Regions from separate parts of the Homo sapiens genome. Here region 1 is linked to region 2. A link is an interaction called in ENCODE POLR2A ChIA-PET data of the cell type or tissue named here. Cell type or tissue: B cell. All regions are shown on one strand.

What was found. ChIA-PET counts read pairs that join two places held together with the same protein. Peaks named below come from ENCODE experiments on the same cell type or tissue, not always from the same donor. Only the 100,000 strongest peaks of a DNase experiment are listed, where the experiment ranks them.
Region 1: POLR2A ChIA-PET joins it to region 2 with 9 read pairs; 5 of 35 experiments call an interaction of 5 or more read pairs at or near these places.

The regions. Positions count from the first base shown.
Region 1 is chr16:11,698,728-11,703,727 of GRCh38, forward strand. It overlaps TXNDC11 (thioredoxin domain containing 11), which reads right to left. Exons shown (of 12, transcript NM_015914.7): 6 at 1,725-1,837. Among named protein-coding and RNA genes, the nearest start is that of SNN, 33 kb to the left of the region's middle. In B cell, no CTCF peak of the experiment used is centred here; no DNase peak of the experiment used is centred here; H3K27ac peaks cover 318 bases.
Region 2 is chr16:11,616,673-11,621,672 of GRCh38, forward strand. It overlaps a transcript of LITAF not described here. Among named protein-coding and RNA genes, the nearest start is that of LITAF, 32 kb to the left of the region's middle. In B cell, no CTCF peak of the experiment used is centred here; DNase peaks (open chromatin) are centred at 2,869, 2,979 and 4,949; H3K4me3 peaks cover 210 bases; H3K27ac peaks cover 806 bases.

The sequences.
Region 1 (5,000 bases), 82 kb after region 2:
TAGATTTTGACCTTGGTCCTTCAAATGCTGCCCCCAAGGGCAGCATGGAGCCTCCGTGCGGCACAGGCTGTCTGTTCTGCTCACCTGTATCCTCCGGGCCTAGACGAACACCAGGCACACAGCAGGAACTCAACACATGTCTTCAGCAATCAAAAATGACCTAAACTTGCACAAGGCCACGGATCATATTTTACGTGTACGAATAAATGAAAGAGACACCTAGATTTTTTGCTTTGTTTTGCTATAAACAACCAATGTATGTGAACATAAAATTATTTTTGAAATTCTAACAATTTAAATCACTGGCTTCAAACAGAACTACCAAAGGGGTGCTTCAGAGGGTTCTGAAAAATGAGATATTTAAAACTCCTCAAAACGAAGATTTAAATTGACTCATAACAGAGACTAACCACTGCTTGTGTTTTTAAAAATAATGGTATCCCAGTATTATTTCATTTGATAAAAGGAATTCTACTGCTACACAAACCAACCAACCTTAATCACTACCAAATCGAAGCAGAAACCTGATATATTTTTCCATCTCATAGTCCTACCTTTCTTTCCCCATCTACTTTTAATTTCTTTCTCAGTACCCTTTACTATAAATAAATATATGTAGGCTGTGTAACATGCTAAAAATGAAGGATGTAGGAAAATGACAGATAGCAAAAGCAGATGATGTCAAAGCAGCTTAGGCAGAGGCACAAGGAGCGTAGGTGGGCAGCAGAGAAACAACCACAGCAGTGATTGTCAAGGTGGGACGATGGGAGTTTGAAAAACCATACTCAAACTACACTCAAACATTTCCATTCGGAAAACACAAAAATACATTTGACTTTTGGAATATAAACTGCAAGAAGTAAAGCACAGCATCTGGGCTACGAGAGATATGCAGAAGCCAGGGCGACTGGCAAGCAAGGGGGCACCCCTGGAGTGGGCCCAACAGCCCCTCCGAAGGCACAAGACTTAGACATTGTGCCAAGGGGGGCGCAGGTTTTAAAGGCTGGGTACACTGGGTGCAGGGAAATTGATCTGTATATGACCTGTAAGTTACTGACAGTGATGCGAGAGAGACAGAATACTTCAGGAAAGTCAACTCAGTGATGTGACTTAGGAAGCAGCAACAGAGTAGACGCATAGGACTGAGCAGGACACAGGTCAATGCTCAGAAGCAGCTGAGTTCAGGCTGCTCCACAGAAAGCAAATGAAATCGGGGAACAAAGGCGACAATGGAAAACTGACGCTCTCTGGGATGAGAAGCCATCAACTTCTCACTGTGACTTGACAAGAACTTCAAAAATCCATTACATCAGCTAAGGAGAAAAGCATGTCACATTACTACTCATCATAAAAGAAACAGATAAACACAGAACATCACTCAGTGGAAGCCTAGCTTCTGAAAACACGGGCTCAGAGTAACAATTCTTCAAGAGAGTAACTCTGCAATTTTATCCAAGAAGAAAAACTTTAAAGTCTGTACCAAAATCTAAGAATACAAATAAAGAATTTCTATACATTAATTTCAAGAGCCCTCTAATGCATGGGTTCTTAACCTGGAGCCTGGGCTCTAGGGTGGGGCTGTAAGAACTCTCCATCCATATATAAAATCATATGCGCTTTTCTAGAGAGTGTCCATAGATTTTAACCAATTCTCAAAGGAGTCTGTGACCTAAACAAGGTTAAGAACCACTGCGCTAACATAAACGTGATTTCAAAATACTTACAAGTGATGTGTTGAAATGTCTATGTAAATACACACTTCCAGAGTGTACTAAGGATACCAGTTTCGCAAGATGTTTATTTGTGATAACCCCAAATCGTACTGTTCCTAGGTAATCTGAAACAGAAAATTTTCCTTTATTAAAGAAAAGGCCTGTGCCTTAAAACAACCACAAAACCCAGTGATCAAGTCTTGAAGCACAAACCCCTGCAGCTAAGCTCCTTCTGGTAACCTAGCCTAGAGAGGGAAGGAAGAGGCGCTGAGGAACCTCTCCTCCTGAAACCGACCTCGGCCCCTCAGATGTCAAGCCTGCTTCTGAGAGGATGTCTCTGACTAACGTCTCTGACAATCACTTGTGCTGAGGAGTCCCCTGTGTCCACCTATGATGGTCTGACCTGTCCCCATTGATGACAGGCTGAGGCACATGCTGTTCTCTTTGTCTGGACACTTCTTGTGGCTGGTTCCTTGTCATTACTCATCTCAGCTCCTACTTTCTGTGAGAAGCCTTCCTTGACCACCCCACCTAACAGCTAATATTTAGGGGAGAGAGTTTACAAAGGGAAACTGGGCTCCTGACCCATTCAGGTACTCCCTTTACCAATTACCCTATTTTTTATAGCACTTATTAACATTTGCATAATCTCATTCATTTATTTAGATTTCCTTTGGCCCAATGTCCTCTTTTTTTTTTTTTTTTTTTTTTTTTTGAGATGGAGTCTCGCTCTGTGGCCCAGGTTGGAGTGCAGTGGTGCGATATCGGCTCACTACAACCTCCGTCTCATGGGCTCAAGCAATTCTCCTGCTTCAGCCTCCCAAGTAGCTGCAATTACAGGCGTGTGCCACCACACCCAGCTAATTTTTGTATTTTTAGTAGAGACGGGGTTTCACCATGTTGGCCAGGGCAGTCTCGAACTCCTGACCTCAAGTGATGTGCCTGCCTCTGCCTCCCAAAGTGCCAGAATTACAGGTGTGAGCCACCACACTCGGCCCAATTTCCTCTTCTGACTGTAATTTCTGTGAAATTAGAGACTTTGTTTCATGCTAGTATCCCAGCACCTACAGAAGTGCCGGGGTGTATAGTTAAGAGGTCAAAAAATATTTATTAAATGAACAAATCTAGCATATATAAAGACTTATACAAATCAACAAGGAAAATTGTTAACATGGACAAACCACAGAAAAGGAAATATGTATACATGGCTAATAATTACTGGAAATAAACTCAACCTCACTATCCCAAAAGGAAGCAAATTAAAACAAAAGACTACTTTTGACCCTCAAATTGCCAAGAATTTAAGACAAAGGAAACATCAAGTATTGATGAAAGTAAAGAAATGAGTATTTGATGTGATGCTGGTGGAAAAAGGCAAAACGGCACAGCCACTCAGGAAAGCAGCTGCTGTACCGACTACAAGAATGGACACAGCTGGGATTTCCACTGCTAAGCATCCACATGTTTGTTAGGAGTCACATGCAAGGATATTCACCAAGAAACATTCTGCAAATGTTAAAAACAATGAGGCAGGACTATACACCACAAACAGAGGCTGAAAGAGTAGACTTTTGATGTTAACAAAAAAAAAAAAAGAACTCACACTTATAAAAGTTATGTGTGTGTATGTGTGTGTGTGTATGTATGTATGTGTATATATATATATATATATATGTTTTTTCCCCTACAGGCACATATGTTTAGAAATGTATAAAGAATCTAAAAGGATAATGAAAGTGGTTTGATGTTGGAGAACGAACATCAACAGGGACCTTATCCTTATGTGTGAAGCTTTCATTTTTTTTCATGGAGTATAATATTTGTGTGATTATAAAGTATTTAGTGTTAAAGGAGGGTGAATAAGATACTGCAGAAAAAGGTACATTCTTTCCTATCCCCTTTTTGCTTTATTAGCACATGCTAAATAAAACATCAGTTAAACTACAGGCCAGGCGCAGGGGCTCATGCTCTTAATCCTAGCACTTTGGGAGGCCGAGGTGGGTGGATTGCCTGAGCTCAGAAGTTCAAGACCAGCCTGGCCAACATGGTGAAACCCTGTCTCTACTAAAAATATAAAAATTATCCGGGTGTGTTGTGGTGGGCACCTGTAATCCCAGCTACTTGGGAGGCTGAGGCATGAGAATCACTTGAACCCAGGAGGCAGAGGTTGCCGCGAGCTGAGATCCCAAGATCGTGCCACTGCACTCTAGCCTGGGCAACAGAGTGAGACTCTGCCTCCAAAGTAAATAAATAAATTTTTTTTTAAAAAACAGTTAAACATCAAATATTACCAAATTATACACAAGTAGCTAAGATATAAAAATATTGAGGTGTTAAACCCATAAAGTTTCCAGTTTTATCCCATGACCCCATCTTTCAGTGGTGTGGTCCTCTCTCCCTCAGGTAAGGAGTGGCCGACAAGGATGAGGTCGGAGTGAGTATGTCCCTACTGCCAGAGTCAATAATTTTTCATACAAATCTGATGAGTGTAAAATGGCACAAAACAAAAGAAATACAGGACAAATAAGCCAGGCTGGGGAAAGGGGACTGGAAACGGGAAGGCAGGGCTGAGGAGGCCTGGCACTGAGTAGGCCTTTTTGTATCTGACTCCTAGGGCCACAGTGATGTATCACACACCCTTCACACACTCCAAAATTAAACAATTAGTTAAAACCAAGCGAGATGTGGCAAACCCAACGTGGAATACAGCACGTACAAATAACCCTAACTATTGCAAACGGGTAACACCATGGTGAATGGGACAGGAAGAAAGAACCTAAGTAACTGGAAAACAGTATCTTGACTGGATGCTGTAAAACTAAAGGCAAAAAGAACTGTACATAAATGCTGTAAATCTAGGTAGTAAATGTGTTTCTTAAAGAGGTATAAGTTAGCAATTCTGAAACTATGAACTTATTTACTTCTTTGTGGTAAGTACATTATACATAATTACAGCCAGGACTCTCACTGTTGCAGTAAGAAGTTATATATTAATAAGAGAAGGCTAAAATAAACCCTGTGATGTTAAATTGAAATCAGAGAGAATGAGTATAAACTTAAGGCTTTTGATACACACACACACACACACACACACACACACACACAGAGGGAGAGAGAGGGGATGGATAGAGAAATACAGATATATGCACATGTGTGGGTATAATACACTTCCTAGTTCTATCTACTGAGAAGACCTAGAAGTAATGACATCCTAATACCAAAGAGCATACCTAGCACGTAGATCTTGGTTTCTAAATGCCATTCTCCAGTAAAAGAAACCAGGGCCCT
Region 2 (5,000 bases):
AATCCCTTACAGTCAGATGATCATAAACATCAAAAGATGCCCGGAGTGGGCAACATAGGAAGACCCCATCTCTACAAAAATTCTTAAAAATTTACCGGGCATAGTGGTGCACACGTGTGGTCCCAACTACTCAGGAGGCTGAGGCAGGAGGATCACCTGAGCCCAAGAGGTTGAGGCTGCAGTGAGCTGTGACTGAGCTACTTAACTCCAACCTGGGAAAGAGAGCAAGACTCTATCTCAAAAAAAAAAAAAAAAAAAAGATGCCAGCAGGGCGCAGTGGCTCACATCTGTAATCCCAACACTTTGGGAGGCCGAGGCAGGCAGATCACCTGAGGTCAGGAGTTCGAGACCAGCCTGGTCAACATGGTGAAACCCCATCTCTACTAAAAATACAAAAATTTGCCAGGCGTGGTGGTGCAAGCCTGTGGTCCCAGCTACTTGAGAGGCTGAGGCAGGAGGATCGCTTGAACCCGGGAGGCAGTAGTTGCAGTGAGCCGAGCTCACACGAATACACTTCAACCTGGGTGACAGAGCGAGACTCCAACTCAAAAAAATAAATAAATAGAAATAAAAAAGATGCCAGCACATTGCTAAAATCCATCAGTCCTTAATAACGATACAGTCCGCCATCCCATGAAATGTATGAAAATGTCCCCCAGGGTAAGGCTGCCCAGGCTTGCAGGCTTCCATTCTGTCTTATCAAGTTCTGAAAGCAGGGGCAGTCCCAGCAATATATCAATATATGGCTTCACTCTTTTTTTTTTTTTTTTTTTTTTTTGAGTCGGAGCCTTGCTCTGTTGCCCAGGCTGGAGTGGAGTGGCACAACTCACTGCAACTTCTGCCTCCCGGGTTCAAGGGATTCTCTTGCCTCAGCCTCCCAAGTAGCTGGGACTACAGGCTCACACCACCACGCCCAGCTAATTTTTGTATTTTTAGTAGAGACGGGGTTTCACCATATTGGCCAGACTGGTCTCGAACTCCTGACCTTGTCATCCGCCCGCCTCGGCCTCCCAAAATGCTGGGATTACAGGGGTGAGTCACCGTGCCTGGCCTATATGGTTTCAATCTTTCAGGCATCTGGTATAACTGAGCCAAGGGACAACGCCATCTCTTGATCTAAGCCTCTTTGAAGGTGTTAATGTAATATTAAATTTCCTTCCCTCCGTAACCTATTTATTTATTTATTCATTCATTCATTTATTCATTTTATGTATTTGAGACAGGGTCTCACTCTGTCACACAGGCTGGAATGTAGCAGCTCGAACATAGCTCACTGCAGCCTCAACCCCCTGAGATCAAACGATCCTCCCACCTCAGCCTCCCAAGCAGCTGGGACTACAGGTGCATGCCACCACAACCAGCTTCCAAAAAAATTTTTTTGTTCGAAGAGATGGGGTCTCACTATGTTGCCCAAGCTGGTCTCAAACTCCTGGGCTCAAGTGATCCTCCCCAGTCAGCTACTGGGATTACAGGCGTGAGCCACTGCACCTGGCCATAACCCATTTATTTATTCTGTCTTTTACCTCCAGCTATTTTTGTTTCTTCTCTCCATTTATGCCCAAACTTTTCCCCCTTGGAAGAGACATTCCGTTCTGCCACTGTGCTGGTCTAGATTGCAGGCAGAAATACTAGTCTAGCAGGTGCCTCCCCTGGCAAGGCGGGAGGAGAGCCCTGAATTTGTAATCAGCCAGGCAGAAGTAGGGGTAGCCTGGGGACGCCATTTGCACTGGTGTCTGAAGTGGGAGCAGTCCTGTGGGACTGAGTCCTTTGACCGTGCAGTCTGCACTAACTGTGGGCAGCTTCTGTCGGAACTGAATTGAATTGCTGGCCATGCAGCTGGTGTCAGAGAATCTGGAGAGCGTGCTTGATGGGCTCCCCGGGCTTTCGCTGTGTGCGATGGGCTAATAGCAAGATAGTTTCTCTCTGGCCATGGAGCCACTGGCCATTGTCCCCGCCTCCCAGTGGGTGGAGCATTTCTGGGGGTGGGGAGGGGGCGCTTCATAGAGCTGCAAATTAAAAACCCCCGCACTGGCCGGCCGCGGGGGCTCACACCTGTAATCCCAGCACTTTAGGAGACCGAGGCGGGCGGATCACGAGGTCAGGAGTTCGAGTTCAGCCTGGCTAACATGGTGAAACCCTGTCTCTACTAAAAATACGAAAGTTAGCCGGGCGTGGTGGTGGGTGCCTGTAATCCCAGCTACTCAGGAGGCTGAGGCAGGAGAATCGCGTGAACCTGGGAGGTGGAGGTTGCAGTGAGCCGAGATTACGCCACTGCACTCCAGCCTGGGCAACAGAGCTAGACTCGGTCTTAAAAAAAAAACAAAACAAACAAACAAACAAAAAAAACCCCAGCACTGCCCGGGCACGGTGGCTTACGCCTGTAATCCCAGCACTTTGGGAGGCCAAGGCAGGCAGGTCACTTGAGGTCAGGAGTTCGAGACCAGCCTGGCCAACATGGCAAAACCCCTTCTCTACTAAAAATACAAAATTTAGCTTGGTGTGGTGGCGCTTGCCTGTAATCCCAGCTACTTGGGATGCTGAGGGAGGAGAGTCGTTTGAACCTGGGAGGAAGAGGTTGCAGTGAGCCGAGATCACATCACTGTACTCCAGACTGGGTGACAAAGCAAGACTTCGTCTCAAAAACAAAAAACAAAAAAAAAAACCCCAGCACTGCTGGGCTCAGAGGACACATCTCCACATGGCATGATGAGGCAAAGACCAGTGCCCCAAAGGCCCCAAATGTCATGTGACCCATGTGCACTTCACCCTGTGGCAAGAAGCTGCCAACTCAGCCCTCTTCAGGGGTCATGCAAGAGACAGAAACAGGAGAAGCAAGCTGAGTATAATTATTACAGCCACAGGGCATTCTTGGCTTATATTCTACTTTCCCACTTTGTTTTTGTTTTTTTTTTTGGAGACAGTCTCAGTCTATTGACCAGGCTGGAGTGCAGTGGTATGATCATAGCTCACTGCAGTGTTGACTTCCTGGGCTCAAACCACCATCCTGCCTCAGCTTCCTGAGCAGCTGGAACCACAGGTGCATGCCACCACATCTGGTTAATTTTTTAAAATTTTTCTTTTGTAGAGGCGTCATCCTGCTATGTTGCCCAGGCTGGTCTTCAACTCCTGGCCTCAAGCGATCCTCCCACCTTGGCCTCTGATATAGTTTGAATATTTGTCCCAGACCACATCTCACGTTGAAATGTAATCTGCGGACGGGTGCAGTGGCTCATGCCTGTAATCCCAGCACTTTGGGAGGCCGAGAGCAGTGGATCACCTGAGGTCAGGAGTTGGAGACCAGCCTGGCCAATATGGTGAAACCCTATCTCTACTAAAAATACAAAAATTAGCCAGGTGTGGTGGCGGGTGCCTGTAATCCCAGCTACTTGGGAGGCTGAGGCAGGGAGATTGCTGGAACCTGGGAGGCAGAGGCTGCAGAGAGCCGAGATGGCACCACTGCACTCCAGCCTAGAGGACAGAGTGAGAGTCCGTCTCAAAAAAAAAAAAAAAAGAAAAGAAAAGAAAAAGAAAAGTAATCCTCCACAATGTTGGAGGTGGGGCCTGGTGGGAGGTGTTTGGATCATGGAAGCGGATCCCCCATGATTGGCTTGGGCCATCCCCTTGCTGATGAGTGAGCTCTCACTCTGAGTTCATGGGAGATCTGATTGTTTAAAAGACTGTGGCCCTCCTCCCAACACTATCTCTTGCTCCTGTTTTCGCCGTGGGACATGCCTGTTCCCCCTTCGCCTTCCACCATGACTATAAGCTTCCTGAGGCCTCCCCAGAAGCTGAACAGATGCCAGCACCATACTTCCTGTACAGCCTGCAGAACCATGAGCCCAGTAAACCTCATTTCTTTATAAATTACCCAGTCACAGGTATGTTTTTACAGCAATGCAAGAATGCCTAAAACAGCCTCCCAAAGCACTGGGATTACAGACGTGAGCCACTGTGGCCAGCCCACTTTCCCACTATTGAAGGTGATATGGAAAAAATAGGTCATTTCTATTCTGTGAAAGAATCAGCAGCACAAGTATGATGATATTAGGAACTTATTCTCAGCCTGTGGTCAGGGAGACAGACAATAGGGAGTGGTGGGGACTGTGACAAACTGAAGGGCAAGGCCCCATGTAACAGGTGCAGCGGGCACTGTCATGGCCCTGCCCACATCTCCCTCAGCAGCTGCTGCTCCAGGACATGTCAACACTGCACACTGGGCTCGCCATTTGTGACTTTCTATTTTGAGATGGTCTCGCTCTGTTGCCCAGGCTGGAGTGCAGTGGTGCCATCATGGCTTACTGCAGCCTCAACTTTCTGGGCTCAGGTGATCCTGCCACCTCAGTCTCCTGAGTAGCTGGGACTACAGGCGCACTCCACCACACCCAGTTAATTTTTTTTTTTTTTGAGATGGAGTTTCGCTCTTGTTGCCCAGCCTGGAGTGCAATGGCAGTGCGCGATCTCGGCTCACCGCAACCTCCGCCTCCCAGGTTCAAGTGATTCTCCTGCCTTAGCCTCCAGAGTAGCTGGGATTATAGGCATGTGCCACCACGCCCAACTAATTTTGTATTTTTAGTAGGGACAGGATTTCTCCATGTTGGTCAGGCTGGTCTCGAACTCCCGACCTCAGGTGATCTGCCCACCTCGGCCTCCCAAAGTGCTGGGATTATAGGCATGAGCCACTGCACCCAGCCCCAGCCAATTTTTATATGTTTTGCAGAGATGGGGTCTTGCTATGTAGCCCAGGCTGGTCTTTAACTCCTGGGTTCTAGCCATCCTTCTGCCTCAGCCTCCCAAAGTGCTGGGATTACAGGCATGAGCCACCGCTCCTGGCCCACCCATGACTTTCTACTTGAAGTTTTCTTCTTGGCCTATGTGCAGAACAGACTGGTATTAACCCCCCTCAGAAGCAGGCCTCCATCAAGGATAGACAGGAGTCAGAAGGGAACATCCCAGCCCCCTTGCCCCTCAGGAAGCACAACCCACGTTCTACACAGCTCCCC